2 separate regions of the Mus musculus genome follow, and region 1 is linked to region 2. The links are chromatin loops, found by intact Hi-C in ENCODE. Cell type or tissue: gastrocnemius. All regions are shown on one strand. Each heading gives the region's core, and the rest is flanking DNA. Links, peaks and the distances in the headings are about the cores only. Region 1 holds the start of 4930478P22Rik (RIKEN cDNA 4930478P22 gene). Region 2 overlaps Cpz (carboxypeptidase Z).

The links. Hi-C counts contacts between places; a loop is a spot of excess contacts. Peaks named below come from ENCODE experiments on the same cell type or tissue, not always from the same donor. Only the 100,000 strongest peaks of a DNase experiment are listed, where the experiment ranks them.
Region 1: a loop joins it to region 2, with 11 times the contacts of the local background. A loop is called at or near these places in 35 of 42 quality-filtered maps.

What each region holds. Positions count from the first base shown.
Region 1 is chr5:35,353,471-35,369,825 of GRCm38, forward strand. 4930478P22Rik (RIKEN cDNA 4930478P22 gene) reads left to right here and starts at 8,083. Exons shown (of 4, transcript NR_046060.1): 1 at 8,083-9,173; 2 at 10,466-10,564; 3 at 11,267-11,300; 4 at 13,372-14,207. In gastrocnemius, for the core only: a CTCF peak has its summit at 8,557 (motif pointing right); a DNase peak (open chromatin) is centred at 8,586.
Region 2 is chr5:35,503,504-35,519,858 of GRCm38, forward strand. Cpz (carboxypeptidase Z) reads right to left here. Exons shown (of 11, transcript NM_153107.2): 2 at 15,578-15,610; 3 at 13,890-14,264; 4 at 11,848-12,060; 5 at 8,908-9,104; 6 at 8,200-8,361; 7 at 7,520-7,678; 8 at 4,615-4,750; 9 at 3,169-3,308; 10 at 149-248. Among named protein-coding and RNA genes, the nearest start is that of Cpz, 14 kb to the right of the region's middle. In gastrocnemius, for the core only: a CTCF peak has its summit at 7,306 (motif pointing left); DNase peaks (open chromatin) are centred at 3,953, 6,843 and 7,297.

The DNA.
Region 1 (16,355 bases), core at 4,122-12,121, 150 kb before region 2:
TTCAAGGTCTGTTAAGAATTTTGTTGGATTTTTTATGGAAATTTTGTTGAATCTATAGATTGATTGCTTTTGATAGGATATCCATTTTCAGTAAGTTAATCTTACCAATCCATGAGCATGGGAGATCTTTTCTTCTTCAAAGATTCAAAGTTATTGTCAGACAAGTCTTTCACTTGTTTCTTTAGAGTTGCCCCAAGGTTTTTTATATTATTTGTGGCTATTGTGAAGGGTGCTGACTTCTTTCTCAGTCTATTTGTCAAGTCTTTCTCACTCTGTATAGAAAGGCTAATGATTCTTTTTTTAGTTAATCTTGTATCCAGCCACTTCACTAAAAGTGGTTATCAGTTGTTGCTTGGTAGAATTTTGGGGATCACTTGTGTACTGTCATATCATCTGCAAATAGCAAGAGTTTGACTTCTTTCTTTCCAATTTGTATCCCTTTGATCTCTTTTACTTGTCTTACTGCTCTATCAGAACTTCAAGTACTATATTGAATATACATATATATGGAGAGAGAGAGAGAGAGAGAGAGAGAGAGAGAGAGAGAGAGAGAGAGAGAGAGAACAGCTTTATCTTGCTCCTGATTTTAGTAGAATTGCTTTGATGTTGGCTATTGGCTTGCTGTAAATTGCCTTATTGTATTTAGCCATGTTTCTTGTATCCCTGGTCTCTTTAAGATTTTCATCCTGAAGGAGTGTTGGGTTTTACCAAAGATTTTTCAGGATCTAATGAAATGATTGTGTACATTTTTTCAGAGTTTTTTTTTTTTTGGTATGATTTTGGTATGTAGAACCATCCCTGCATCTCTGGAAGGAAGCCTACTTGATCGTGGTGGATGATCTTCTTAATGTGTTCTTGGATTTGCTTTGTATTTTTGCATCTATATTTATGAAAGAAATTGGTGTGTGATTTTTTTCTTTGTTGAATATTTGTGTGGTTTGGGTATCAGGATGACTGTGTCCTCATAAAATGAATTTGGCAATGTCCCTTCTATTTTGTGGAATAATTTGAGAAAGTTGGCATTAGCTCTCTTTGAAAGTCTGGTAGATTTCTTCACTAAAACTTTCTGGCCCTTCATGGGGCATTTTTGTTTGTTTGTTGTGGTTGAGAGAATTTTAGTGACTGCTTCTATTTCCTTAGATGTTATCTGACCTTGATTGAATTTTGGTACAGGGTATATATCAAGAAAATTATCCATTTCTTCTAGATTTTCTAATTTTGTGGGGTACAAGTTTTTACAGTATAATCTAATGAATCTTCGGATTTCCTAGGGGTCTGTTGTTATATCCTCTTTTTGTTTGTGATATTGTTAATTTGGAAATTCTTTCTCTGACTTTTAGTTTGGAAAAGGATTTGTCTATCTTGTTGATTTTCTCAAAGAACTAATCTTTGTTTCATTGATTCTTTGCATTGTTCTCTTTGTTTTTGATTTCTACTATTTTATTTTATTGATTTTAGCCCTCAGGTTGATTATTTCCTGCCAGTTGTTCCTCTTGGATGAGCGTACTTTTTTTGTTGTTGTTCTAGAGCTTTTAGGTGTGCTGTTAGTTGTTAGGATGAGATTGCTCCAATGTCTTCCTGTAAGCACTTAGTGCTTTGAACTTTGCTCCGAGTGCCACTCCCATTGTGTCCCAAAAGTCTGAATATGCTGTGTGTCCATTTTCATTGAATTCTAGAAAGTCCTTCATTTCTTTTTTTATTTCTGCCTTGACCCGGGAATTATTCATTAGAGAGTTGTTCAGCTTCCATGAGGAGTTTTTAGGCTTTCTGTTCTGTTACTTAAATCCAATTCTAATCCATGGTTGTCTGATAAAACATAGGGTGTTATTCCATTTTTTTTCTTGTATCTGTTGAGACTTTACTCGTGACCAAGTATGTGGTCAGTTTTGGAGAAAGTTCAATGAAGTGGCTGAATGTTCTGTAGACATCTGCTATGTCCGTTTGGTTCATAACATCTGTTAGCCCCACCGTTTCTCTGTTTAGTTTTTGTTTGAATGGGCTGTCCCACTGGTGAGGGGAAAGTATTGAAGTTTCCCGCTATCAATATGTGAGGGCTGATGTGTTATTTAAGCTTTAGTAGTTTCCTTTTGAAAGGTAGGCGCCCTTGCATTTGGGGCAAGATCATCTTGGTGAATCTTTCCTTTGATGTCTCTTTTGATTCATTTTGGTTTGAAGTCTATTTTGTTAGATATTAGAATTCTGTAACAGCTTGTTTCTTAGGATCATTTCTTTGAAAATCTTCTTCTAGCCTTTACTCTGAGGTAATGTCAGATGTTGAGATGTTTTTCTTATTCTCTTTTCTTTTCTTTTCTTAGCTTTATCTAATTATTACCTATTCAGTCCTCTGCCTGCATGTATACCTGCATGTCAGAAGAGGGCACCAGATCTCATTACAAATTATTATGAGCCACCATGTGGTTGCTAGGAATTGAACTCAGGAACTCTGGAAGAGCAGCCAGTGTGCTCTTAACCTCTGAGACATCTCTCCACCCTCAAAGTGTGTTTCTTGTAGCAGCAGAACAATGGATCCTATTTTCACATCCATTCTGTTGTCTCTTTCACATCCATGTCTGTGTCTTTTTATTGAAAGATTGAGTCCACTAATATTGAATTGAACAATATCAATGACCAATAATTGCTAAATTCCTGTTTTTTTGATGGTGGTAGTATTGTGTCTGTCTCTGTGTGTGTGTGTCCCTTCTTTTGTTTTTTTCTGGTGTGAGATTATCTATTTCCTGTGTTTTCATAGGTCTAGTTGACCTACTTGGGTAGGAGTTTTCCTTGGAATAGTTCCTACAGAGCTGTGTTTGTGGTTAGATATTGTTTACATTTGATTTTATTGTGTAATATCTTGGTTTCTCCATCTACGGTAATTGAGACTTTTGCTGGATATAGTTGTCGAGGTTAGTATCTGTGGTCTCTTTCCATCTACAGAACATCTGTACAGGCCTTTCTGGCTTTTAGAGTCTCCATCGAGAAGTCAGGTGTAATTTTAATGAGCTTGCCTTTGTATGTTACTTGACCTTTTCCCCTTACAGTTTTTAATATTTTTCTTTATTCTGTATATTTAGTGGGTTTTTTTAATTATGTGGTAAGGAACTTTCTTTCCTGGTCCAATATATTTGGTGTTCTGTAAGTTTCTTGCACCTTTATAGGCATGTCCTCCTTTAGGTTAGGAAAATTTTCTTCTATGATTTTGTTAAAATAATTTCTGGGCCTTGAAGCTGGGAATCTTATCTTTTTTCTATTTCTATTATTCTTTAATAACATCCAGATTTCCTGGATGTTTTGGATCAAGAACTTTTTTAGATTTAACATTTTCTTTGGCTGATATATCAGTTTCTTCTATTGTATCTTCTACGAATGAGATTCTGTCTTCCATCTCTTGTATTGTGTTGGTGACGCTTGTGTTTTTAGCTCCTGTCCACTTACCTTGATTTTCCATCTCCAGGATTCCCTCAGTTTGTGGATTGTTTTTGCTTTGTTTTGATTTTTGTTTGCTTTTATTTCCACTTCCAGATCTTAAATAGTTTTACTCATCTCTTTCACCTGTATGCTTTTCTTGGCTTTCTTGGGGGGATTTATTCGTTTCCTCCAATTGTTTGTGTTTTCCTGGACTTCTTTTAAGGGATTTATTCATTTCCTCTCTAAGGACCTCTATCTTCACAAAGTTGGACTTGGGTCATTTTCTTGTGCTTCAGCTGTGTTGAAATGTTCAGGACTTGCTGCAGTAGGATAGCTGGGTTCTGGTGGTGGCATGCCCTGGTTGCAGCACTGTCTCAATCTGTGTCATGTCCACCTATTCCTATGCCCAGGAGGCTGGGATAGTAGTCATGTTCTGTCCCTCAGGTGCTCAGGACCTTGTCATGAGGCACTTAATCTACAATCACAGTTTCAAAACCCAATGGTAGACTGGTGAGATGGCTCAGTGAATAAAGATAGCTATCACCAAGACTGAAAATCTGATTGGTTCCCTGGAAACCAGATAGTGGAACTGAGACTGGAAGTTGAAAAACACTTTACGATTGTCCACTGTGGTGGTCAGCTTCATTTGTCAGTGTGACACAACCTAGACTCACCTGAGAAGAGAGTCTCAATGACGGATTGTCTACATCGGGTTGTCCTGTCTTGATTATTAACCAATTTGGGAACACACAGACCACTGTGGTCGGCACTGTCCCCTAGGCAGAGGGGCTCCTGGACTCTATCAGCAGAAATGCTAAGTGCAAGCAAGCAAGCAAGCACACACGTATGCATCCACTTCTCTATGCTCTTGACTGAATGTAGTGTGACCAGTGGTGTGACTAGCTGCTCTAAGATCCTGCCACTCTGATTCCTCTAAGTTGATGGGCCGTAACCGAGAATTGTGAGCTAAAATCAACCCTTCCTTCCTTGAGTTGCTTGTTGTTAGGGTATTTTATCACAGTGACAGAAATGAAGCCAGGACACTCAGCAGGAGAGCCTGCAGAGCAGGGCAGTTCCTTGGCTTCCCCAGGTCTGGTGGGACCAGGGAGGGATGGCTGATGGAGTGTGGCACCCTCCTCCTTCTATGGGACTAGCTTCCCCCCTCTTGTGCCTCGGGTACTCAAAGGAGCTTTCCGAGGTTCTTTCTGCTTAAGCACTTAGCCACATCCCACACATAGAACCTTCAGAACTTTAGGGGAGTGTTAAGTTTCAAAGCAGGGACAAATGGCTGAGGTCTACTTAACATTCCAAAGCAGACCTTGGCTGTCAGGTTCTCCCAGCATCCCTTAGTCCCTACTTGTTACAGGGTATTGCTAGCATAACCTGACCTTTACTCTGAACTCTCCAGCCCAGGAACTAGGCTGCCCTTCCCCCACATGGCCCAGCTCAGCCTGGTCACGTCCACTCTGGACTCTGTCAGATGTCTCTGCCTCTGGCTATGCTCTCCCTTTTACCTACAATAAATTCTCTCCTCCACACCTAGGAGCAGTTGTGTTCTTTCCTATTTATTTATTATTTATTTCAGTGAGGCTCTGCCCCTAGGTGCCAAAGCCTACATTCTATTCCTGACACAACCCCTTATATCCCCAAAGCAATTGAAGGCCATGCACAGCAGTGGGGCAGCCCATATCTGGCTGATTCTGGAGTGCCTGAGCCATGGGTTTTTGTCATCAGTCCCCCCAGTTCCTACTGCCAGACTCCGACTTCCCCCTCAGCCTTTCCTACAGGTCTGCCGCGGTGTGGTGCCCATTTAATTTAGCAAGGGTTTCAGTGAAGTTCAGTGTAGTGGGTGGGCCTGATGTGGCTTATAGTCTAATGCTAAAATTCGTTCCTTAAGACCTGGTTGCCCTAGAGACCCAAGTGACACTATCTGATCTTGCCCCCGAGTGATTTCTGATTGGTGAATAAAGATACAGATAGCCAATAGCTCGGTAGAGGAGACATAAGTGGGTTTTAGGATTCCAAGGGTTGGGGGTTGGAGGTTTTGAGGAGAACCATGAAGGGGAGAGGAAGATGAGGAGGAAGAGAAAGATGTCATGGGTTAGAAGCCAAGAAAGTCCGGCCCTAAGGGCTGGCCAATTGGAGTTAAGAGCAGTGCAGATGAAATATAGTAATACCTCGGGGTTATTGATTGGAAAGCAGCATAGAGGGGAGGCCCAGCTCTTGTGCTGTTTAGGGATTATTGTAAATATAAAGGTTATGGGTGTCTTTTTTTTCCCAGGAACTAAGTGGCCAAAGATGGGATAGAAAGCCTGGACCAGGATTAAAAATTTGTCCACTAGTTCAAGGATGCTACAGAGGCCGAAGCTTATGCACGTCTTGTCTGTGTTGGAGTTCTCCCTGTGTGGAATCAGCTGTGAGTCCTCACACCCATGCAGAGGTCCCTCAGGTCACGTGTGCTGCTGCAACCCCTCCAGGCTGCAGCATGCAGCATCATCTCCATGGCGCTCACACTCTGCAGCACAGTGCAAGGACTGGTACAGAGGAGAATCTGCAGGGGGGTGGGGGTGGGGGGAGAACAAGATAGGGATGGGGGTTGTGTGGCAGAAGGCTTTCAGAAGGAATGAAGAGTCCACAGTGAAATTCTCACGATAACAAACTGGGAGTGTGAGAGGAAACATTCTAGTAACAGGCACAGCAGGTGAAAAGGCCCCGAAGCAGTAGCTGAGCCAGGAGCCTGTCCTTGGGTCCCTACATCAGAGACACCAACAAGCTGGAGTTTTCCCCCAGCAAGTCCTGAGGCACAGCAGCAATGTAGCAAATAACACCATTTCTCCTGAGAATCTCATTGAGGCCAACCCAGCTTTTTATTCTGATCTGAATTACTAATATTGTCGCTTGCATCGCACAGCACACGGTGAGCATATGTATGTATATATGTGAGTTATAGAATGGTACAGAGCTCAAGATTTCAGAAGCGAGCTGATAGAAATGTAAATGGAGTCGGTATGGATGAGATAAGGATCCAAACCATCTGCAGAGAGGCTGCTGCTGTGAATGAGGTGGGGCATGGACCGAACACGGAGATGGGGAAATGGGGAGTGGGGAGTGGGGTATGGGGGTGACGACATAGATGGACTAGAGGGAACTGCAGGGATAAAGAGACAGAACCAGGGTATAGGTGGAGAAAACATATGAACTATGGGTCAGACAGGTGATCAGGAGAATGGGCTGACAGCCCGTAAATGGGCTGCATCTATATGCATAACCAAACCAGTCTGAATAGTCTATCTGAATGACAGGCTGATGGAGGCACTGTCATAGATATGCTGGGATTCAGGTTCTTGGTCTTGTGTATCCAATACATTCTTGGCCTTGGTTCCTCTATTTTGTACCCTTGTGGGCCCACAGTCTCAGTTCGTCACATTGGGTGACTGGCTCCCTTCCCACTCAGGACTAAGTCATTTATTCACCCAGGCTGATACATGGGGTTCTCTTCATGTGCCCACCTAGACATGCCATCATCCTCCATTCTCACAACAGAGTAAAAAGTCGCTTGTAAAATGGAGTCTCACAGAGTAGGGCACAACCTCTACCCCCTGCCCAATACCACATTGTTGTATTCAATAGGAACAACTCAGAGCAGGGCCCAGACTCTTCTCAACAGAATCCTAATCCCTCCCAGAGTCTATGAATGTGTGGATGTCTTGACCTCAGCAAAGGGGACTCTTGGGTGCTGGCCAGCTGTGTCGAACTGGGGAGAGTGCCCTGACATAGTGTGTGGACCTGATGGTAAGAGGCCAGTGCCAGGGGCAGGAGGAAGACATCTGGGAGCCATGAGACACAGCAGCCTCTGCACTAGAAAAGGCACCAGCCTGGCCACATTGGCTTTAGCCCAGTGGGCCCAGTGGGACTGGAGTGTTGGGGATCTCTGCAGCTAGCAGACTCCCCTTAATGATACCACACAGCCCAATCCTGCCTCTCCAAGCCCAGATCTTCCCCATAGGCAACTTTGAATAGCATGGCTTCTTTGCCAGCCTACTGTGAGTTATATATGACAGCACCCCTCACTCCACCTGCCCCAGGCACCACCACCCCCAATCTGGACTCTGTCAGACTCACCCAGGCATCCTCTGGGACTCCCATTCCTTCTACAACCTGACAGTACCAGACTTTGACACAAACCCCCAGCTGTTCCACTCCCCACCTTTCTGCCTCCCCGGGCCCCACCCATAGCACCCCTGCCTCTCCCCGAAGTCTCTCCTCTGGTTCCCACTGTTTCCAGATACCTGCACTGTCACCTGGCCCTTGATAATGCTCCCGATGGCCCCACTGGAGACATTGTGGACTTTCTGATTTCTCTCCCCGACCCCCATCCATACCCAGCCACTGGCTCTCAGCACATAGGCCAGATGGCCAACTTTCTTAGCTGGTCTACATGCATTCTTTCCAGAGAATTCCTGGGGAAAGTCCCCACTTTGTAGCTACACACACAGCATTTCTCCCTCTGAAAGATGGCCACTTCCTCTATCTTCTCACAATGGACTCTGGATACCGAGTCAAGGGTAGTTTCAGGCCCAGCTAAATGGGGCCTCATGCCTCTCCATCAGAGGTGGGCATGTGTGACAGTTAATATCAACTGTCAACTTGACAAGATCTGAAATCACCTAGGAGACAGACCTTCAGTCGTGCCTGCCAGGGATCGGTTAGCATCCTAGCATGCTTGTGGGATTATCTTGATGGGATTGAGGTGCGAAAACCCACCCTAATATGAGTGACTCCATTCTCTGAGCTTGAGTCTTTGGTGGCATAATAACAAGGAAGAGAGCTAAGGAGCAGAACACATCCCTCTGTCCCCTGACTGAAAGTGAAGTGACCAGCTGCCACCAAGACTTGCACAACATAATGGGCCGTGCCCCGATACTGTGAGACAAAACCAACACTCCCCTAAATTGCTTTTGTCTGATATTTCATTGCAAAACAGGAAAAGAAACTAAGACGGGGCCTGTGGTTTTATTTACTAAATCTGTCTGTTCTGGGAGGTGCAGATCACGGGTGCCAGCCCTTCTTCACCCACCTCATCCCCATCTTAAAGCACAGAGAAAGCTGGTCGATGAGTCTGCTGACCAGCAGGGGGCGCCTGCCCAATTCTGATGGTTTCCTGCCTATAGCTCATGGATGCAATTTGGAGGTGGCCACTGGGTGGCACCATTATGTCACATATGCCTACTGAGAATCCTGTTGACTGCTGGACAGGGGACAAGTCTGGAATCCAAAGCCCTCATCTGGACTGACTCTGCTATGGGGACTCTGCATGTGAGTGTTAGGCAGATATCCTGAAGGAGCAGGCCTGGACCTGAGCCTCCTAGGCAGGTCTGAACCCAGGATGCCAGAGCTCTCCTGGAGCAGACTGTCCCGTTGTCTACCACGTCAGGTTGGGGACCCAGGATTCTAAGATGAGAAGAGACAGACTTTACCCATCTTGATCCCTGAGTATATCTTCCTGTCTACAGCCTGGGGGTCTTTGTCCCTGGCTCAATTTCACTCACTGGCTTCTGTGGCTGAGGGTCCTTGGGCTCTTACCTCTGTGGAACCTAAAAGCCCCTGAGAGGGACGTTGAATGAATTCAGGGTAGACAAGCCCAACCCTGGGCCAGAGCCTAAACAAGACAAACAGCCCACAGCATTCATTTTGGGGAGGTTGGGCTGGAACCCACTTGGCACAGAGGACCAGGAACTTGGAGGTCTCATAGGGAGGCTTACAAGTTGGTAAGTGAATGGGTTCTGTCTGTCATCTTAGTGTGCAGAATCTCAAATGCGGGCATAGCCCCTGTCACGCAAAGAAGTCATACAATATGACCATTCAAGGTTTCCTTTCAGCACTTACCAGTCTGGCCCTCCTTGAGCCAGGTGCTGAGAGCCAAGCATTCCTGGCTTTCTACATACTGTGAAGTGCTATGCCCGGGAGTCAGCAAGCAGCAGTTTCTGCCAAGCTCCTTGGCCTTTCACCATGTAGTACTTCCTAAGTGCCACCCAGGCCCAAAGGGGGTGGGGCTCCCTGTATATCTCAGTCCCAGAGCCTGGCATTCAGGGTACACTCAAGCCCACTTTCAACCCTTCTGTCCATCCAGGAGGTCCTGATTCCCACCTCTCCTGCCCTCAGAGTCATCCCAACGTGTCTGCTCACCTTCCAGCTGGTTCAAGCCACCGTGGCCTTAACTGCCTGTGTTAACTACCTGGTTTATTTTATTTCTTTGTGGGTTTTTGGTTTTGCTTTGATGTTTATTTGTTTGTTGTCGTCGTCGTCGTTTTGTTTTGTTTTGAGGTAGGGTTTCCCTGTTTAGCCCTAGCTATCCTGGAACTAGCTCTGTTGAGCAGGCTGGCCTCAAACTCACAGATACCTCTGTCTCCCTAGTGCTGGGATCAAAGGCTTGTGCCACCATGCCTGCCTCTACCCATTTTCTTTTTTGTTGTTGTTGGGTTTTTTTTTTTTTTTTTTTTGGTTTTTGCTTTTTTGTTTTGTTTTGTGTTTTTTGTTTTTCGAGACAGGGTTTTTCTGTATAGCCCTGGCTGTCCTGGAACTCACTCTGTAGACCAGGCTGGCCTCGAACTCAGAAATCCACCCGCCTCTGCTTTCCAAGTGCTGGGATCAAAGGCATGCGCCACCACACCCACCTTCTACCCATTTTCTTAAAGGTAAACTGGATCTGGGAGTTCTGAAGCTGCCATGAATAATGCAGGCAGTGCTGTCCCCCACCACCACCACCACACCTCTGCCCCAACACAAACCAGAGGGAGGCCTTGATTTCATTCATGTTCTAAGTAGGGCAGAGGAGGTGGTTAGGAACTCAGGGCAGAGGCAATCCAAGGTCAAAAACCTTGGCTCTTAAACCTCAACACAGCATGGCGGGCACTTTCCCCATGGCAGGCACTTTCCCCACAGCCCCGAGATGACCCACTATGCAGATGGATGCTGAACGTTGGGTCTCCTAACTCTTATACCAGGACATGCGGCTCCTTGTCCCACACAGCCACAACTCTGGGTCTCCTTCTTTTCCCAGGCTAACAGCCATGCTGCTGCTGATCCATCCTGCCAGGTCCCAGCCTGGCAGAAGTCATTTTGCAGCAAGGAGAGACTAAGACAGCAGTGGGATCTCAAGGTGAGTATCTGGGATGAGGCGGGTTGACTTTCCATCCTATAAAACTCTAAGCATCCCCCAGCCTCATCCTGAGCTGAAGATCTTGGGCACAGGACTTTATGGAAATAAAAGAGAGGCAGCCACCAGGTATGCACTTAGTATGGTCCCCGAATGGTGCCTGATGGGGTTACTAAGATGGAGTCACCTATGTGTCCTGGGCATGGACCATTCTGTACACTGTCTCCAGGCTAGCTCTTACACATCTATGTTCTCTATATCCCCAGAGCCCTTTTGGTCAGCACATCTAAATCCCACTTCTGAGCACAGCCATGAGAGCCTAGCAAGCCCCTAGCTTCCATAGTTCACTCCATCTGCCTCCTAAGGTCTGTGACTGTGTCACTCCAGTGGGGGCCAGATGGAGCACCTAGGGGTGCTCTGCCCATTTTTCCAGGGTCGTCTTTCTCACCACAGCAACACTCTGAGGGGCTGCAAAGAGATACTGTACAAAGCCACATGGTTCCAGTGACAGTCCTGTCCCTCTCTACCCTGCCTCAGCTGGCTCTAGACATTGCTTATTGGAACTTGTCTGAAATCTGTTGTTCTGTCTGTCTACACTCTGCCTCTGGTCCTGTCTGTGATCTATCATACCCTACCTGTAAACTCTGTCTTTGGTAGTTAGTCTATCTAGAATCTGCTAAGTGTCACCTCTTTGGTCATATCTAGGATCTGAGCTGAGTCTGATGTCCTCGCTGTACAGGTGAGTTGGCCAGTTGTGTCAGGTGGCTTGTTGGAGGTCACAGACTGGCAAGTGGCAGAGCTGGGTTTTAACTGCTGGTCTGATTCCGGGCATCTGCTGTTGACCACAGAACCCCAGTTCCTGTCCCTTGGCTCTTTGGGAACCTCCAAGTCCCTCCCTCCCAGGACACCCCTGCAGAAAGATGTCAAATGAGGTGAGGCCTGGTTTCCATTAACTGATGAAAACCATGAATCATCACAGGATATAAACTCAAAGGCTGTTTTGTAACAAACAATGTGACAGCTGAGGATGGGGAGGCGCCAGCCACAGATCCACAGCCTGGAGAAATCTGGGGTTCTCGGAACAAGTGGGATTTGAAGCCAGGAAGGAGATCAAACCTTGCTGGAGCCCTTGGAGGAGGCAGGACACCATCACACACAGGAAGGACATGTGTGTAGAAGGCGTAGAACGGGAGGTCAGGGGTATCCTACAAAGCCCTAGAGAGGGGTGGGGACTCTGTCCTTGAAAAGTCAAGGCACTGATTGGAGCTGAGCTGAGAGAAGAGACCAGCTGTCTTGAGGATTCATGGCTATGGTCACCAATGTCACACGGGGAATTAATAAAGACCCCAGCCATGAGACAGCCAACTGTGGGAACCTCCTCATGCTCTCAATGAAGGGCATAGTTGTCACACTGTAGCACAGAGGGACATTTGAATGTCTCTAGACAAAACATGCTCTGGGCCCTAGTCCTAGGGCCAGTATTTCCACTGATGTGGCTGAAGCATGGCTGCAGTTATGAGTGACTGCTGAGAAGGAGGGTCCCCAGGGGATGTGTCATCCATCAGCTCAAAGGTGCTCATCTGTCAGACACATTGTCATCCATGCATCCCCACACAGGTGACCTCCAAGGGCCTGGCTGCCTGCACCTTTCCACAGGGGGAATTCTCAGCACATAGTAACAGCCATGGGGAAAGACACTTCAAGGCACTGGATACCTGGATCCAAAAGCTGCTCAGAGAGCCTCAGGCACCAAGCTCTAGGCTGCCCACAGTTCTGCCAGTGTAAAGCACTGCTGCTTTAAGAAATCTAAGGAAATTGGTCTCCGTTTACCTCCATCTGGGCTGTAAATGCTAGTCACCCAGCTATTGGTCCTATGTCAAAGCAATATGTGTCAGATTCCTGGAGCAAGCGGAACAGGTGACTTGGTGCCCTGGGTCACAGTATGGAAAGAGCCTGGCTTCCTAGCTAAGCTAGCTTCCCCTGGCATTTCTGTAGTCATGCATGCATGTGCGTATGTGCATGCATGTGTGTGTGTGTGTGTGTGTGTGTGTGTGTGTGTGTGTGTGTGTGTGTGTGTATAATAGTTGTGTTGGGTTTGGGATACCCTGCTCCAGTGTGATTGCATCTGAGATACAACACCTGCCTCAGAATTCTGTTTTCCAGACATTTTTGCATGCTGGATGTGGGACATTGAGCATTAGTGTGCTGAGGAGACTCCTTCCTTGTGACCTGGTATGGGCAGGGCAGGGCAGGGCAGGTTGGTGGCTTCTGCCAGTGATGGGAGGTGGCTTACTAATGGTCAGGAGAGAAGGTCTTGGCAGGAAAAGCTGCCGATTCCGTGCAGTGGGCGAGGTTTCTTCTGGGGAGACGGGGAAGGAGAAAGGGAATCGATGCCCCACAAGCATGTGGCTTTCTCTCCTGTGCACGGGGCAGGTCCAGCAAACCACTTAAAACCCCATCACGCTGACGGCCATGCTCAGAAATAGAAAAGTGATTCTTTTATGGCATTTACTGCTCAGACTTATCCACTCAGCCGAGTAAACAAGACCCCACAAGGAGCCGGTTTTGATTCTCGGGGTGCCCTGTCACGTCTGAATTATGTCACACAGCAGGACTCTGGGCAGGTGATATGAGGGTTGTGTTCATGACTGTGTAGCCCTGCTCCGGCCCTGGGGGAAGACCCGTCAGCATCCTTTACTCCCGGAGGTGGAGGATCTGCGGACAATGCAGAGCAGCACTGGAAGGGACAGAGCTCTCTTGCCTGATGTTGACTCTCCACCCAGAGTGCCAGCATTTATTTGCTTTTCCAGAGTGTTGTGGGAACGAAAGGCTAATCAAAAGCCATGGTGCCTGAAACCCTTAAAGGACCAAAGTCCGGAGACTCAGGCTGGCGTTCACCTCCTGCAGTCAGTGTGCATCCTGGGTAAGGCAGACGTGTCCATCCACCTGTTGAAGGAGCATCTTCAGGAGATACTGAGCTCATCACCCTCAGAGACCTCCAAGCAAGGTCCCATCCGATGTCCACGGGGAACACTGTGAGAAGCACTGATGGGCTGTGGTTGCTGGGTGCAGGGACACAGAAGGGGTCACTGAAACTTGCCCTAAGCTCTGAAGGGTGCTTACCCCTAGTGGCTACCTGATGCTCAGAGATGCCCCAAGGCAGTCTTCAGACACCCGATGCCTGGGCCTCACTTGCAGGCACACGGGGTCCCTTGGAGGGGAAACCAGGGCAGTGTGAGTGAAATCCGAGAACAAAGGTGCGTATTTGCTTACAAGCGGAGAGAATCACAGAATTGACACATTCCTCACAATTGACAAATAGCACGGATATTGGAAGGAGAAAACCCGGAAAAAATAACATGTGATTTTTATTAGCAGTCTGGCAGGTAATAAAAATGGGGCTTGCACTGTCTTTGCTGCCTTTCTGTCTGTCTGATCCCGAGCCGCCTTTTCCCCACGACGAGCCTGCGATATCATTTTCTATACAAAGACAAGCAAGATTATCTCCTTCCCTCGGGAGCCTGGTGTAAATTTGGTTTTGATTATTGTTGGGGTTTTTTTTTTTGGGAGGGGTTAAGGAAAAGAAAAACAATTTGTTTTGTTTTGTTTTGTTTTTGCGTTTAGCTTCAGAACTCATGGCAATGTCAAAAAAAAATAAAAAAATAAAAGTAAAAGACAAAGTTTGTGTTTTCCTCCCTGGACCCACTCTTGACGGGGCTATCAATCCAAGAGCCACTCCTCACAGCATTTGCATGGCACCTCTTCTCTGAAATGACGGCAGCAGCGTAGATCTGAGACCTATTTTCCTCGCTCCTTGGGATGGCTGTTCTTGGCTTCATTGTTTAGTGACTGGCTTTCTTGCACATTCCGGCCATTTTACCTAATTTTTTTTCCTCTCAGCTCTTTAAGAGATAAATTTAAAGTTGACAGTGTGGTATCTTTGATGTGAGCCAAGCCAGGAGTCTGTGCTTTCTCACTTGCTTTATTGAAGCACTCTGAACTGTCTTAGCAAATTACAGTTCTCACAGCACCTTGGAGCCCTGTCAACTCTCTGAAGAGCATCTAGCTCTTCCAGACCTCTGCATTCACACTCATCCCTGCAGCCTGAGCAGTCCTGTGACCGGAGCTCCATACCCTTGACATGAGGAAGGGCCCCGTGGGCCTCTGCATCCCAATAGCACAGGGCCACTCACTTCTGTTCAACACCCAGGCCCAGCACCTTCGCCAGCTCCTCATCCACATACCAATCTTTCTAAGAAAGTTTCCATCTTTGTCCCTGATTTCTTGACACTACTGGTCCCACACCAACCAGGTAACCCACAGCAGTGTCAATTTGCTAAGGAAAACAGGCCATTTCTTTCATTGGCAAAACATAGGTGATCCTTGGCTACTTCCTGTATGGTGGGAGTCACTGCCATGGTTCCATCTGCATTGGACTAACCCAGTAACAGCCTTACTCTCAACTCCCCAATCCCTCTTTCCCACCCTGGGATATGGATGGGCCAGGAAGGGGCTGGAGCAGAGTCTGTGTCCTGGACAAACCCCGTGCAGGAAGAACTAGATCTCTCTAATCAGGAGGGTGGAAGCTTTAAGCATGATGTCATGGCATCCTGCTGAGCAACCCAAGCACATTACTTAACTTCTCTGTTCTCCCCGGTGCAAAGTTAAGAGCTGCACCTGGCAAGGCAGAACCCCAGAGACTCTGGCATCACTGAGTAAATCGCCATGGGATGCTGGGTCAAAGGAAAGTCAGGAAGCTTTGGTTGTAAACTGGAGGCTGCTGTTGGGAGTCCTAAAGTCTGTGCAAGGAGAACAGAGCACCAGCTTAGAGGCACAGGCAGATGCTCCCTCCTGGTTGCTGGTAGGTCAGCACCAGCTGCACGCCATTCCTCAGTGATGATAATAGCTTGAAGATGCTGCAATCAGTGGTTCTGCTCAGCTTTTCGTGAGCTGTAGGGCACCAGGCCAAGGTTCATCCTTGCACCCTCTCCAGCCAGGACTGTCTCTGCACATCAGAGAGGGGCTGGGCAGTCTACCAGACGAGAAGCTGTCCAGCAGCCTGGCAAGACGTGGTCACCTGAACACTTGGCTCTCATGAGCGTCCCTGGTACACAGCCAGGCTCCCAGCATGGGAAAGCAGGAAGAGATGCCCCAACCTCAGCCACTCAACCACTGTTGTGTTTACCTGTGGCGGCTAAAACACACCTGGCCTGCAACTGGGTATGCATCCTCAGCCACAGCAAAGGGGGCTTTGTGGGAAAAGTTCAGACTCGTGAAGTGGTCCTGTCCTAGGGTAGGGGCCGACAGTCCTGAGATGTTACAGGGAGAGTGGAAAGCCCTGTTCACAGGGATGGTAGGGCAGAAGGAACACAGCCTTAGCATGCTGGCACAGTCAGAAGCTAGGAAGGCTAAGGGCAGACTCTCCCTGGAAGATGAAGCAGAAACAGGTTGTGGGGGGGGGGCAGAGCAGAGGTGGTGACCACCAAGCCGATGAAGTGAGGGAAAGCAAGAGGAGAGAAGCTCTCAGGGACGCCTACAGTGGCGGTGGCCCAACAATGACAGACAGGGTTTGTGCAGTGACAGACAGGGCTTGTGACCTGCTTTTCTTATGAGCCTTCAGCGTTGAAGTTGAGCAACCCTAGGACAGGGCATGAGACATTCAAACAAACCATCGCAGGAAGGAGTTGGGAGTGGGAAGAGGCGCACATTGGCAAGTGTTCCCAGAACAGAATTGACTGTGTCTGGGGCCAGCGCATATGGACATCCAGCAAGGGTCTGCTCCAGGAGGGGGCAG
Region 2 (16,355 bases), core at 3,233-11,232:
TGGGTCCTGAATGTTTAGGTTTCCCAGAGGGAGGTGGCTCCAGGCTGCCACTCTCCCTAACCAAGCTGGCCGAGAATGGATAGAGAAGCTGGTGAAATGGGAGCCCTGCACTGACCTCCCCCACAGACGGGCACAGGCTGTGGCTCACCTGTGGTGACATCGTGGCGGATGCCTTTCACCAGAATCCGTGCGTTCTTGACTGGCTTTCCGTATTTATCTGTCACCATACCCTTGATGCCTCGGTGTACCTAGAGGCACCAGAGAGAAGGTACAGAGTGACGTCTAACCCCAATGTCACTCTCACCAGTGCCCCCCGGGCGCCTCTGGGTTGGGATTTTGCTTGTACAGCTGAGGCCTTGTTTCCTGTTTGAGGTACCTCTGGCAGTCTGACTCGTACCTTCTGGGTTGCTTGACCGACAATGAAGCTCTTCCTAAGGGTCACGTACACTTCCTTCCTGACCGCAGACACTGAGGACAGCCTCCACTGTCTATCCTTAGGTGCATCTGAGCATCTGTACCTCCCTAGCCTAGGAAGGCATTCGCGGTCCCTTCTGAGCGGAGGTTCTAGCAGGAAGCCTGGTGAGGACACAGACCAGGTCCTCAAACCCTCAACTCACTACTTACACTTGCATGTGTCAGTCTACACACCAGACACTCAGCGGTATCCTCAGAGTAAAGCCCAGGACCCCTGGAGGGCAGCCATGAAGCTGGACAGACTCAGCCCTACTATGAACTGACCTTTCTGCTTCCCAGCCACACCCCGTGCCTTCTGCACACAAGGGGGCCTCCTGACCCCAGAAAACCATTTGCTTCTGCACATTCAACTTCCTCAGCTACAGAATGGATCTTAGTGGGGCCGGAGCTGCCAATAACACCTAGGGCTCATAGTGCTTCTAAGATCAGCAAAGTCGGGAACCCAACAATCCCAGAAGTCCCCCACTGCTCAGAGCCAGCAGCTCTCAGTGGCTGCCACCCTCCCTCCTGACTCCCAGAGGCACTGAGGCAGACACAACAATCTAGTCACTTCTCTTCTACAGTTTAGAAATAAACAAAACAGGGTTGAAGGTTTGGGAAAAGAGGGCATGTAGATGTGGCTAGCACAGGCTGGGAGCTCAACTCTCATGACATGAACACCTAAGTGGTAGCTGGCTGCCCCTGAATGGGTGACCACTGCCTGGATGCTCCTGAGCACGGATTGCTGTTCTGTGGAGCTGAAACCAGAAATGCTATCCTGTAGAGGGAGAGGAGGAGTTGTTGGATGAGGACAACTGATGGTACGGAGGCCACTGTGCCAACCCAGCCAGCTCCTCCCTCCCTCCTCCTCACTCACAGAAAGACACTGACTCCTACAGAGCCAGTGGTCATGGCTAACCTGTGGTTCCCCCATGCGTGTATCCCTCTAGACCTCTGTGCCCCCCCACCTTTGCCCTCTTAGAATGTTCTGGCCATCTGCACTGACTGGCCCCTTCTACCACTCCCAGAAGCCCTCACTCCTCAGCCTCTAAGATGTCATTCCTGATGACGCCATAGCCTAGCTTCTCTCTCCCTGCTGGGTTTTACTGAGTGAGCATTTGTGTCTCAGGGCCTGTCCACGGGAGCCCCTCCCTCCAGTTGGCTAGTCTCTGATCTGCACCTCAACTGGGGTCCTCTTCTGCCACCCTGGGGCCCAGAGCTGAGCAGCAGGAGGAATTGGTTCTGCCTCTGCCTCTTCCACCCCCCCACCCCTGGGCCTGCTCAGGATCACTGTGAAAGTGACCTCAATTGGCCCTGACAGACCTGATCCTTATCAGGATCCAAGCCCGTTTTCCTGGGGGTCATCTGTCTCGGGGTAAGCCAAGTGCTGCGCGACTGGCCACCACTCTGCCTGCCATTAAATCTTCATACACTGAGACTTCATGTACAATATCCACGGAGCGATCCCAGTCCCACCAAAGCCCCTTCTAACTCATTTTCCCCAGACGACCACAGAATAGCCTGAGCACCTAGCTCTGCCCCAGGCCCTGCCTGTGGATGAGACACACCCTGCCTGAATGACGTGCCAGCTACCACAGAAAACAGTGGCCATGTTCTGTGCTACTTGGGGCTGTCTTCTTCCCATAGCTGCTGCTGTAGCAAGGCTCTGGCTGGTCTCACCTGGTGGAAGATTCCTGATCTCGCCAGAAAATAAACAGGGCTCAAGGACCGAACTTGGGGACACAAAGTCTGAACTTAAACTCCAGGCAGCTGCCATTGCATGGCCACTCCTCTTGCTCCCCCCACCCCCCAGCATAGCCACATGCCTCTGTGGCCACAGTGATCATTCTCTCGGGCCTCATCATCTAGGGGTGGGGCTGCCTAGGGCAGGGCCATCTAGGGGCGGGACCAACTGCGGAGCACTGTGCACTTGTCAAGGCCACCCTGCATCTGAATGTGCTGATGTCCCCAAAGCTGTTATCTCCCTATAGCTCTCCGTGCCTCGTCATTATTCTATAGCACTTGTGTGAGCTGTGCCGGGTGAGGCATTGGCTCAGGCACCTATTTCCTCTGACCCAGCAGACTCTAGCTCCAGGATCCAATGGAGGATTCTGAGGATGTATTTTCAATCACCCCATCACCTAGTCCAGATGAGCTCCATGCAGATAGGCAGGTACTCTTGGGCAGTCTACCCTTCAGCCTGCAGACCTCTGATGTGTGAACAGGCTGTATCCCAGAATCATCACCTCTGAGACCCACCCACCCCCATACATACTGTCCTCTTCACTCCTACAACTACCCTCACTCCAGTCTCGGGAAGGGACCCCGTAGGTCTCAAGTGCCTCACTGAGTCGCCTACTGCACCCCCTCTGCTCAGAGAGTACCCGCTCCTGCCTGGTTTTTCTTCCGTCAAGATTCAGCTTAATTCACCTACTGCTTCCTGATAGCTCCCGGGGCTTGGAGGCAGGCCAGCATCCCCTCCAGACTGCCAGTACCCCCAAAAGACTGCCAGGCCCCCACGTTCCCTTTGGCAATCATGCCTGTGAGATATGAGGGAAGAGATATGGTTGGGAAGCCCCAGTCTTGAATGGATGGTCAGAGAAGTCACCAACTTATGCTTCCACTGAGCCCCAGATAGAGCCAAGAGGACAGAGCCTAAGGGTAGAAGCTGGACTTCTTCCCCACCATGGGAAGCTTCCAGTGGGTGGGGCTCACCATCTCCAGGAAGTTGAGTAGGGGCTCCTTGTTCTGTTGCCACAGGCCATACAGCGCCTCCTCTGGGGGGAACTTCACACAGCCCAGTTCCACAGTGATCTCAAAGCAGTTGGTATGTAAGTAGTTGAAGTCAGACATACCTGTGGGGTGGGCAGCTGAGTGTCAAGGGCAAAGAGCCTGTGGCAGGCACAAAACTCCAGGCCCAGCACCACTTTGCACAAAGAGGTGATTTACACAGCCACTGTTCTTCCATGCATAACCCTGAGGTCAGGAGTAGAGGCCCTGACCAGGCCACAGAGGTAAACTTGATTTCAGACAGGTGGGTGGCAGAATCTTGTTCTCCCAGAGAAACTAGCCAGTGCACCTCACAGGTCTCTGTGTCCCAGCTATTGGGCCTACAGCCTCAAGGAGTCTGACAATGACCACAGCACACAATTGCCCAGAGTTAACAGCAGTCCAGGGAGACCTGATCATTTCCCAGAGAGGAAGTCGGGAGGACTACAATGTCGTCGTCCCCCCCCCCCCCCAGCTCTAAGGACTTTTGTGTTTCTGAGCTCTGCTGTCGGAGCTACCACTGCCACAGTCCTCACGGGTGCCACCTCTGCTCTGTGGCCCTGCCAGCTGCTGGAAGGAAGCCTATGGATCTCTCCATTCAGCCTCAACAGTAGGATCTCCCTTGTCTGCCATCTGGGGAACCAATGTACCTGAAGCCTGGAAAGAAGGGAAGCTCTCATGCCCCAGAAGATGGCATGTGCTAGTCCCTGGCAGCGTGACAAGATCAAATAGTAGCTTTGGAACACATGAGGACAGTAGCTGTTGGCCGCCTGAGTAGGTTTGGTGGGACACAGAGTTGCAGGGTGAGCAAGCCCCAGCCGTGCCAACACAGGCCTGTGAATCTGTCCCTTGCTCTCTTGCCCAGTGCAGAATGGTCTACCGGTGCTGGGGCACAGCAGAAATCAGGTGAAGGGGGCTGTTGCTAGGGAAGGGGCTTCAATGGGTGCTTCAGGGTGTGCATAGCATGTGTCTCCCACAGTGCACTTATGATACCTTCACCCAGCACACAGCAGCCAGTGAGGACTCAGAGGTCCGGTGAACGCTGAGCTTGGGAAAACCCGGAAGCCTTAGAGTACAGCACCCTAATATCTTACACAGTAAATATATCCCAACCATTAGGACCTGTTACCCAGAACCAAAAAGTCTTCTATTGCCCTGAGATGTCAGCTTCCCCGGGGCTCTGCCACTGCACCCCACAGCCCTGTTCAACCCCTAACAAGCAGCAAGGGCTTATATAAAAAGCTGATTATAAAATAAATTCAACAGTAACTGCTGAAGTCACAGGACCAGTCATCCCAGTTCCCCTTCTCCAGGCAGATGCTGACTAACTCTGCGGAGAGTGCCAGGGCTCTGCTGAGGAAGGCCCCACCCACCCCCCTGCTCAGGCCGCACCTCCAGTGAAGCTGTACCAGTCCGCCCCGTTGATGATGCTCCCCCGCTTCAGGAAGTTGCCCCCACACCTGTTCTCCGACCTGTCCATCATCATGGGGTGGACATCAGCATAGGCTCTGGCCAGAAGCTTGAACATCTGAAGATGAAGATGGAGGAGGAAGGTGGGTGTTCTGCAGCCCTCCCCCATCAATCTAAACGCGGGCTGGGCTCCAAGGTTAGGTCCGGTACCTGGACTGTCTGACCCCCTACCACTCTTCTTTCTCATCCCTGCCTTGGAGCTATCATCCCATGTTCCTCCATGGTCCTGTGGGTGAAGGCTGAAAGGAAGCTATAGTCATCGTCCCCATAATCCTGGGCACGTGAGCCTCAGGCCTGGCTTAGAGCAAGGCTGTACAGAGGCGCGGCCTGTCTGCAGGCTATGTGGGTAGGAGGGGTGCAGACATGAGGAATGTAGATGAAGTATGGCAGCCGGAGCCAGGAACAGTGGCACATGCTTTTAATCCCTCATTCGGGAGGCAGAGGCAGAGGCAGGCAGATCTCTGCATTTGAGGCCAGACTGGTCTACAGAATAAGTTCAGGGCAGCCAGGGCTACACAGAGAAACTGTGTCTCAAAAAAACAGAAAGGGAAGAAGAAAGGAAGGGCCGGGCAGTGATGGCACACACCTTTAATCTTAGCACTTGGGAGGCAGAGGCAGGCAGATTTCCGAGTTCCAGTTCCAACTATTAAGTGAGTTCCAGGACAGCCAGGGCTATACAGGGAAACCCTGTCTTGAAAAAAAACAAAAAAACAAAAAAAAAAAGGGAAGGAGGGAGGGAGGGACGGAGGGAGGGAGGGAGGGAGGGAAGGAAGGAAGGAAGGAAGGAAGGAAGGAAGGAAGGAAGGAAGGAAGGAAGGAAGGAAGGAAGGAGCAAAGCAACTACAGAGACCTAGGAACTTGGTCACCAGGCACAGCACCCCCACCACTCAGCAACTGCCTGGTGAGTGCCCTGGTGAGCTGCAGCAGTGCTGGCTCCTAGGACTGTGGCCAGTAGGAAGGGCTGGGGGCTGTGAGCATGGCTCCCAGGACTCTCCCTGGCAGGATAGAACACTGGCAAAGATGTCCCCTGAGACACCCAGACAGCTCCTTCCCTCACACACTCTCCCCACCTCTCCTGAGACTGTGGTTTCCACAGAGCCTGCCACTGGCTGCAGGCTGCACCGTTATTGATTGAGGATTGATGTCTGGGGAGCAGACTCATTTCTTCTGACTCTAGTGGGACCCATTGAGGTGAACCTCCTTGCTACAGACATCCCCAAGCACAGAGGCTGAGAGGCTGGGCATGGAGGGCCTCCTGCTGCTTGGGGTATGCCTGCCCACCCAGGGGGTGCACTTGCTCTAAGGAGGGACACGATCTGAGACCCCACACTGAATGAGTGTGCAAGCAAATGTATGAGTGTAAATGAGTGAATGAATAATTGAGTGAAGGATTGAATGAATGAAGTAGTCGGGGAGAGAGTGGGTGCATGAATGAGTGAATGGGTGAATGACTGGATAAGTGAGTGTGTAAGCTGATGGGTAGACTCGGGGATGAGAAGCCAGAGGATACAGGCATGGCTGGCACTGAGCTGGGTCTGGCTGCATAGAGGTCTCTGACAGCCTGTGCCTGAAGCATCCTTCCACCTCATCCTTGCCCTTGTGCTCCACTAAGAGAAGCTGCAACCCAAGGGAAACCCTTTCTAAGTCTAAGCCAGGCTGGGGTTCCTCTCCTGACACATGGGAACACAGGCATATACATACATTCCCAATGGTATATGCAAACACAAACATGAATGCAAATCCACCTGTATCCACACACAGCTACATACACTGTGCCCCAGCCTTGGCACTCGTCATGGATGCTGACCGTCCTGTCCCTGCTTGCTGTGTTGTTTTGTTTTGTCTTCCTCCATGGACAGAGTAGGAGGGAGAAGTTTCCTCCGCCATTGTGACCCAGAAACATGGAAGGTTCTAGGTAAGATCAGTATGGTGTACAAGTGTCCAACAGGGCTCAGGGACAGCTGTTCCCCTGGCCAAGTTGCTCAGAGATCAGGGAACCTGGAGTCTGGTCCTTGTCCGTCCTGATGGTCCCTACCTCCAGGTCCCTTCCCCTAGGTTTGAAATGAAAACTGCCCTTGAAGGTACGCCAGGCTCCCTGCACCTATCTGATTCGCCAGGAGACCTGACTAGAGACCAAGCCTAGCTCAGACCTGCACAGGCCCCACCTGGGACAGGAGCTTGCAGCCTCTAGTAATATAAGAGAGAATGGAGGCTTGGCCCCAGGCCTGGGGAACACCAGGAACTGCTGAGTCCTCCCCTCCCCTCCCCTCCCCTCCCCTCCCCTCCCCTCCCCTCCCCTCCCCTCCCCTCCCCTCCCCTCCCCTCCCCTCCCCTCCCCTCCCCTCCCTCTGCCAGCTTTCTTTGCCACAAGAGGGAAAGATAAGCTTCCTGTCCTGTTGTAACAAACAGGGCTGGGTGGCATAGCATGGCAACTTTAAGAGCTGGAAGTGTTCCAATGTTACTCGGTCACACATACTGTGGAAAAAAAAACAGTCCTAAGAAACCAGGGGCCTTACAGAGCCCCGCCCCTAACCTCTGCACCCAAGCTGGAACCCAAGCAGAGAACCCAGTTCCCAGCCCAAAGGGCACCATGCATGTGGTAGCACTGCCCCCTGCTGGTACAATCTGAAACAACATAAAAGACAAAACACAAGGCCAGAGTTCCTCCCTAAGGTTGAGGACACTGAGTAGGAAGACTGCTCTCTGCTTGACAGGGCATCTCCTGGATGTGAGGGAAGCGAGCAAAGGGACTCCTGAGGGTTCCGCCACGCCTATGAGCTAGAACAGAAATGACCTGCTCAGCCTGAGCACAGTGTCCATCTCTCACCTTCTCATCTGGTGTGGGAGAAAACATCTTTTTCTCATGGGGGTTCTTGGAGAAGTCGAAGGGGTAGGATACCACCAGGTCGCCGCCATGCAGGCTGGCTGAGAGGACGAAGGGAATGGTCTGTATCCACTTCATGATGGCTTTGGTCTCGGGGGCCACCTGCCGGGATTCGAGCACTGCTTTCAAGATTCTGCCGTTTCTGCTGCCCGCCCAACATCTGCCTTTCCCACCCACCCCAGACCCAACAGAACTCCTGTCCAGCCACTACAGTTCCCTCTGGTCACTGCAGAGTGTTTGCTGGCCTTTCGGCCTGGAACCCACCTTGCCCCTCCTGGTCAGGTTCACCTCTCCTGGAAGCTGAGGAGCACCCTGCCCCTGCAGCTCCTGTCTGTCCAGTGCCTGCATTGAGTAGGCCCCACTAGCTTCAGCAGTGGTCCTGACATAAGGCAGGTTACACTAACTACAGAGGGGAAGGCTCCTGCCAAGCTCATTCTTGAGGGAAAACCCAGGGCTTCTGGGAAAGTGTCTGGGTCAGGATGCAGACTAATGATGTCTCTGCTGGACACTGAGGCTTTCAATACGTTGTGACTGCCCCCCAACAAGGGCCTGGCCTACCTTACAGGTCAAATACTGAGGCTCAGCAGGGCCAGTTCCCTAGGGAGGGGCCACACAGCTCCTACCTTACCCCACCAGTAGTACTGTGAGATGGGGATATGGTCTGTGCGCACACCACGAGTCGAGGCCAGCCGGTAGTACTCTGACGTGAGGTCAGGGAAGTTGCGGTTCAGATCCAGGTTCTGTGCATTCTGCCTTCCACTGGTCCAGCCATTGTATCCAGCACCCTGGACACAAGGGCCCAGACAAGGATCAACATCTCCCATCCCACGCCTCCCAGCTCAGGCTTCAGTGGGACTGAGGTTCAAGCGGGACCATGGCTCCTATGGCTTCACCTTTACCCTTCCTCCCACCTCCTATGCCTCCACATGGCCTTTCTCTCACCCCTAGCATCATGGTCTGGAAGTATTCTCCCATGGGTAGAACACCTGCCCCCTGCATAGCCTCTTGCCTCCACTGACTCTTGCCCATGTCATTCTGTCCCTCCTAGTGAGCTTCCCTAGTCCTCCACCAGTGCACTCTCTCCTTGGGACTCTTTCTTATCTTCCATGTTTGGCAAGCACTCTACCACTGAGCTACATCCCCAGCCCTGTCCTAAAACAAGACATCACAGCTCTGCTCATCCAGCAGGCAGAATGTTGCAGGACCACTGCTTGCTTGGCCCTGATCACCTAGAGAGATGGCTGCAAACAGAACCTCAACAATGATGAGTAAAGTCAAAGATTAAGAGTGCGGGAGGATGCAGCCCTTCTGAAGGCAGCGGGAACTCCCACCTCTGCAGCTGCCACTTCGTAGCCATCAGGGTTCATGGATGGCAGCAGGTGGATGCGGGTGGTGTTCAGCAGGCGCTGGATGCGAGGGTTGCCCAGCAGGTACTCCGAGCACAGGTACTGGGCCAGGTAGATGAGCACTTCCCGTCCGGCCACCTCATTGCCATGAATGTTTCCAATGAGCTTCACCTCAGGCTCCACTGCAGGAAGAAACGGTGATGTGGGGTGTTGTTTCACAGACAGGGCTTAGCAAGGGTGTGCCGGGTGTACTAGTGTTTGCTTTGACTCGAGAGTCTCTGGGCATATGAAGCTATCTAGACACTCACTTCTTGAGCTCATTTCTTATGTTTAGCCACAATTGTTAGCATAAGTAAAGAATGCTATGATAATATATGGTACCATTGATTTGTGTGACTTCTATTGACATCTATGGCCCGTGTTTATGCAAAAAGTCAAATACATTAGTGCTTAATAGGTGAAACGGCTGGCCCTGGAAGGGAAGGTTGAGTGAATGCATGAATGATTAGATGGATAGATGGAAGACTGGATAGATAGAGATGAGTGGATGAACAGACAGACGGATGGACAGACAGATGGATGGATGGATTGATCAATGGATGAGTGGATAAATGAGTGGATGTATAGATAGATGCATGAGTGATTGGATGGAATAGATGATTGGATGGAATGGGTGGTTGGATGGAAGGGTGGATGGGTGGGTGGATGGATGGATGGGTGGGTGGATGGATGGATGGATGCATGAGTGGATGGGTGGATGGATTAATGGATGCATGAGTGGGTGAATGGATGGATGGATGCATGGATAGGTGGATGGATGGTGGATGGATGGATGGATGGGTGAATGGATAGATTATGAGCTGGTGGTTAAATATACAGAAGATGAAGAACAAATGAATAAATAGATAAATGGTTAGGAGGTTGGATAGATGAGCTGGTGGGTGGATAGCTGGATGGAAAAACAAATGTCTGAATGGATGGATGGATAGATAGATGGATGGATGGATGGATAGATGGACATGTGAATGAATAAAATAATGAATGATGGCCAGAGGAAAGGGCAGGTGTGGGTGAGTGGTGAATGGATTGATGAGCGAAAGAGTGGATGAAGGCTGTTTCACAGAAACACTAGACTAGGCCTGGCAGCCTTCTTTAATGTGGCCATGGGAAAGTCACCCCTACGTGCTGGATCTAACATTGCTCATTGGAAAACAGAATCTCCTACCCGACCTGTCTGGCCCAGCAACCTTCAGCTGTCAGCATGAATGTCCGTGCCCTTCAGACTCCACATACCAGGGTATAAACAACAAGGAAATGTCCATGTCTCTGCAGGAGGCCAGATGTGACCTGATGACCTCTGGCCCCATGAGAGACAGGCCTTTGAGCTTGTAATGTTCACACTGCCTAGTCCAGCTAGGTGAAAGCTGGGTGGGGGTGGACACCCCAGCAGACTCCTAAGTGCACAGACTCAGAGACTTCTGGAACTGGAGGGAATGATGGGCCCTAGTACACCAAAGTGGCAATGGGGTAATGGTCAGGGGCATGGGACCAAGGGAGGCCCAGCCTTAGTGATGTTCTCGGTGCTGGGAATAGGGACTTCCAGTGTCACCATGTCCTATTCACACAGGAGATGACGATCCAAGCCAAGTCTCTGTTAGAACATTCTAGAGACCTACATACAGTCAGCTTGGTGTCTCTTTTCCAGCTCAGAACCACTAGTAATTACTGTAACAAAATTTGATTCCTAATTTGCATCATAGCAAGGAATCCCTGAAGGATCTGAGGCATCTAGCATCTTCCAAAACTCAAAGCAGGCTCAGCAAACTGTGTTCGAGAGAGGAGCAGAGCAGAGGGAAAGAAACCAGGACCCAGACCTGAGCAGGCCCAGGACTCACAAGACTGCAGGGCCACCGTGGTGGTGATGGTGACAAATTCCACATTAAGGAGCTAGGACTGAAGCTCTGTCAACCACTGGCCATTGACCCAGTGTCCCCTCCATGACCTGCCCTAGTCCCTCCAGCCTCCAATCTCTCAGAAAACCTTGCCCTCTTCCTGAATACAGAGTCTCCACACTGTCATCTGTTTAGGTAACTTACTCTCCTGCTATAACTCAGTCTCCTCAGACAAGTGTCTGTTGGGATGAGACCAACTCATGTCCAATCTCCTGAACTCAAGTGATATGTTTTTTCTGGAGAAACCCTTCCCCCACCCCCACCCTGAGACAGGGTCTCTATGTAGTCCTGGCTGTCCTGGAACTCATATAGACAAGGCTGGCCTTGAACTCACAGAGATCCTCCTGTCTTTGCCTCCCAAGTGCAGAGATTAAAGGGTATATGCCACTGTACTGGCTAGTTTTGTGTCAACTTGACACAGCTGGAGTTACCACAGAGAAAGGAGCTTCAGTTGAGGAAATGCCTCCATGAGATCCAACTGTAAGGCATTTTCTCAATTAGTGATCAAGGGGGAAGGGCCCCTTGTGGGTGGGACCATCTCTGAGCTGGCAGTCTTGGATTCTATAAGAGAGCATGCTGAGCAAGCCAGAGGAGGCAAGCTAGTAAGGAACATCCCTCCATGGCCTCTGCATCAGCTCCTGCTTCCTGACCTGCTTGAGTTCCAGTCCTGACTTCCTTTGGTGATGAACAGCAGCATGGAAGTGTAAGCCGAATAAACCCTTTCCTCCCCAGCTTGCTTCTTGGTCATGATGTTTGTGCAGGAATAGAGACCCTGACTAAGACAGCCACCTTTAAGTTCTCCATGCCCAGCTTGGAGAAATCCTTTTTAATACTGTCCTTGTGGGCAGGTGTCATGGGTGAGTAGAGGGGGGGCAGCAGATAGTCACCCCCAGCTCGCGCACCCCAAGGCTAAGTAGGTCTGCACCCTGTTCCCAGGGGCGGAATCACACCTGGGCCTCACGTGGTCACTCACTCAGTTCATGCTGGCCTGGGCGGCTCGAGAACTCGATGACCACCAGGTCCTTGCCTTCAAAGCTGCGCCCAATGCTGTAGGTCTTGGCCACCTGGGAACAGCGGGCCGCTGTCCTCTTCAGCACTCGGACCATCTGAGCATAGGAGTGGTGGGCGAAGCGAATGAAGGTAGGTGGCAGGCCAGAGGGCAGGGCCTCCTCAACATCCAGCTCTCCTGGGGAAGGAAGTGGAACTGAGGCTGGGGTGTGCACTGAATACCCACTCATGGTACAGACAGATCACCAACCTGGCCAGCACCCTCACCCCCAATCCCACTGTACTGCTGTACAAGTGGGGGATGGGATGACACATAGGCCTCCTGGATGGCACTGCCACAAGCCAGCCAGCCAGCCACAGTGCCGACCGAGGAGATGCATATGGACCATGTCTCCACTCCAGTGTAAAAGTGACAGTAAGATGTGGGTGTCTGAATGGGGGCTTTCAAATATGAAAGGCAGAGTTCAAGAGAAGGCGCACCAGGAATCCTCAACCTACAGAAATCAAAGAGAGGCTGTCATCCGCCTCTAAGCAGTGGTTGTCTGACATGACCCTGCCATCGGGGCCTTGACACAGCTCTGTCTTCCTCTCTGCTGGTACCATGGTCTATTCTGTGTCAACACTCACATGTGCCAGGCAGCGTGGCTAAGAGTGGTTCCCCACAGTCCATAGTCTGCTAAGATTCCACCCAAATGTTTCTATAACAAGAAGAAGGGGCTGGGACAGTGTTGGTCAGAGTGTGACCTCCATCACACCTGACTCCCCTGCCCCATTTCCCTTTACCTCTCTAGAGAAGAAGCCTAGTGGTTAGCAGCCCTGGGGATTTTCCTCAGCCCTGATGGCTGAAGAAACTTGAGGCAGGTCCCTACAGGCCGACCGGGGCCACAAAGAGTTAATGTTGTCTCTACTGTGGCTTTCTTTTTGCTCAAAATGGTTGGTGAAGAGAAAGAGCAGATGAACCCAACAATTTGGTGGTTTCAAAATATCCCCTCTCCAGTGCCTGGGCTCTCTTGGGGCAGCAGGCTCAGCTAGAGCAGGTTGGCTTCCATTCTCCTCACTAGCTTGCCACCTCCACACCTCAGCCCACTGTGAACACAACTCCTGCTGGCCAGAGCCCACTGCGCCTGCTCTTGAACCCAACCTGCCCTCTCCAGGACAGGACCAGGCTCCAACACTGGGCTCAGCATGGTACACCCCCTGGCAGGCACTCACACAGGCTTTGCTAGGTCTACACCCTCCCCAACAGCCTTTACGTCTCAGTACACAGTAGGCACTCAATAGATGAGGCTGTACAAACAAGCCCATCTACCAGTGGCTGGCCGGGGTGACTCCAACGGAAGCCCCTGTTCTATCTCCTTTTCTGGGCCTCCATTTTCTGACTGCAACAGAAGACGAGGGGCTTACAAAGCAAGATGAAGCATGGCTGGCGACTCCTGCCAGGAACAGAAAACTCTGTGGGCCAGGGTGGCACGGTGGGTACTGATCATCTTTCTCACCACTCGAGTGAAAGGGTGCAGACAGGGACAGACAGAGCTGTGCTCACTAAGGCACTGCGCCAAGCAGCCCTCTGTGACTCACACACCTCCTGAGATGAGCCGCTCACTAGCATTCAATGTAGCTCATTCCTCTGTCACAGGTCGGCCCTCATCATCTCCTGCCGTCCAACAGACTGTGCCTGGAGAGTGACTCAGATCATCCTTCAGGCTCAGCGTTGGCCAGAAAGTCTGCTGAGACGTTCCCTGCGCGGGAACATGGCCAGTGAGATGCAGTTCTGAAGGTGGCTATAGCTGGTCACTCTGTCTACCCTGCTCATGTCTCACTTGTTTGCTGAACATAGGCCTCTCCACGGATAGGATCCTTCGTGTGCATGGATGGGACACTTTTCCCTCTTGATAAGCTGCCCTTCCCTCCAAGTCTGTAGATGCAGGAGCCCTGACACCTGCCTGCCCAAACTGTAACTCCCAGAGCTAATGTGCAGCCTGGAGTACCCCCAAAGCCTTCCCTTACCACGGAGCTCTTCCAGAGGGTCATAGCAGCCTTCCTCCTCTGGTGCGAAGTATTGGGCACAATCAAGGAAGTAGGGCCAGGCCATGTCGATGGCGTCAAAGGCCGGCTGGCAGGCCTCCCGAAGGCCCTCACAGACATGCCGGCAGGGCCTTTGTGTGTGGCCTCCCTCACATCGGGGGGCCAACACAGAGCACCCTAGCAGCCGCAGGTCAGGGTTGCACTGACCCTCCAGGAGAAAGTGTATCACACCCAACAGCATGTACTCAGGGCTAGACTCCACTGCCTCCCACGACCGGTGCTCCAGCGGTGTGGGGAACGATGTATGGTTATAGGCGGCATCCGCACAGGTCCTGAGATGCAGGTCCACACAGGTGGCTGGAGAAGAAGAGTCAGCAGGTCACATGATGACCCATGCCCAAGTAGATACCACCTAAGACCAGGGCCTGCAATGATGGAGCACCCAGTCTGTGGGGAGACAAAGACAGAGGCAAGCAGGGTCCATGGAGACACAGCAAGGGACTCTGAAGCAACTGCACCCAGCTACCTGCCAGAAAATGGTCTAGGATGACAATGGCACCCACAGAATGGGAGCAGGCAGCCTGCCCTGCCAGGGGATGCATGATGAGGCCAGTGAATTGGCCCTGCAAAAGCAGGGGGCCAGCCTCATACAGGCCCAAAGGAGAGATGCTCACAAGAACCATGTGAAATATCCCAGCCTCGGGACAAAGTTAAGTCCTCTCAAAATGCACCTGGCAGGCCTGGCTCTGTTTCTCCTCTTGTTACAAGGACATTGTAAGTGCAGGCCAAAGCAGGCCATCTCCTCTGATATTAAACACTTTGTGCTGGACCAACATGGGTGTCCACTGTCCTACCTCCTGCAATCCACTGAGTCATTTGTCAGCCAGCTTCTTGGTTGGTTGGTTTGTTTGTTTGTTTTTGTTGTTGTTGTTTTGTTTTGAGATAGCCCCCAATTTGTAGCCCAGGCTGGCCTAAAACTTCAACATAGACCAAGTTGACTTTAAACTCACAGAGATCCCCTGTCTTAGCCTACTAAATGCTGAGATGACAGACATGATCCACAAATCTCAGCTATGGTGCCGGTTGTTCTATGGAGGAAATGCTCCCCAGTTTCCTAAATCCCTGTATAGAATACATCAGATGTGCACAGCTGGTAGGAGACAGGTGTGTCCCACCAGATGTGCACAGCTGGTGGGAGACAGGTGTGTCCTCAGCCCTGTCCTGAGAGTTTTGAGTCATAGCTTTCAAGTCACTAAGCAAGATGCCCTACTTCTCCTCATCACAGGAAGGACAGGTCCAAGTTTACAAACCCAGCTGGGCCTGCAGGGCCAGAAGCCAAGGATGGCTTCTCTGTCAGGGGCCATGGATTAGAAACACAGCCTGTGATTAACGGGCAGGAGGCTCTGGGCTCTATCTTGAGCATAACATGCCCCTCCAAGGAAAGAAAAAGAAACTTATAGCAAGAGACAAACACAGGGCTAGCCTTGGAGGGACCCCTAGCATTGCCCCCAGGCAGAGCTGGGCAGGCAGGGCAGGCTACTCTCTTGTTTAGTCTCCCTTCCGTGGATCTTGCTATCCACATCCAAAGCCAGCATCTCTGCTTTGACAGCACAGGGATCAGGGGATTGTGGAGTTCCTACAAGACAAATCAGGGGTGGGGTGGCACCTACCACTGTGTGTGTAGACCAGCCTCTGACATTTACCTGGGAAAAGAGACAACCCTGATTAACAACAGATACAGTACACATCTCTCCCTTCAAGGCCTCTGCTGGGTACTCACTGATGATGAGCCCTGTTCTAGCCTCTGTTACCCTCACCCCCCTGGTTTGCACTGCTGACCTCTGAGCTCAAAGCAGCAGAGTCTGACAAACCATAGGACTTGCCTAAGGACGTGGGTGCATTGGCACTCTCCAGCCCAGCCTAGAACCAACCTGGAGGGCCCTGTGCCCACATCCCCATAGCCAGCCATGCATCAGCCCCCATAGAGTCTTGAGCCATTAGCTTAAGACTGTGCACATGGCCTCCACCACCACCATACTCAGGACTGAACATCATTCAAAGAGCCATCCAAGCAGACTATTTAGTCCTTAGAACACCAAAAGAATATGGGGCCTCAGTGCTGTGTGAATTTGGGACCCCCTTTCTAGCATAAACTAACACACAAAACTATCCATGAAACTGCAGGGTCTTGAGGGCCTCCTGAGGGCAGGTCTTATGGACTCTACAGTAAGATCCAGGAGGAGCCATAAAACCCCCATGACCACCAGCAGCCATATTCAGTCAAGCACATGTTGGGCATCCTATGCACAAGAAGGAGGCAAGGAGGAAACTTTGCCTCAGGTTTACACTGGTCCAGCGCTGGTGGAGGATCTGGAAGCACTCTGATGGCTTGTGCAGGGAAGGGCCAGAAGTGTGGTAGAATGACCATGGCCAAAAGAGGGGTCTTTC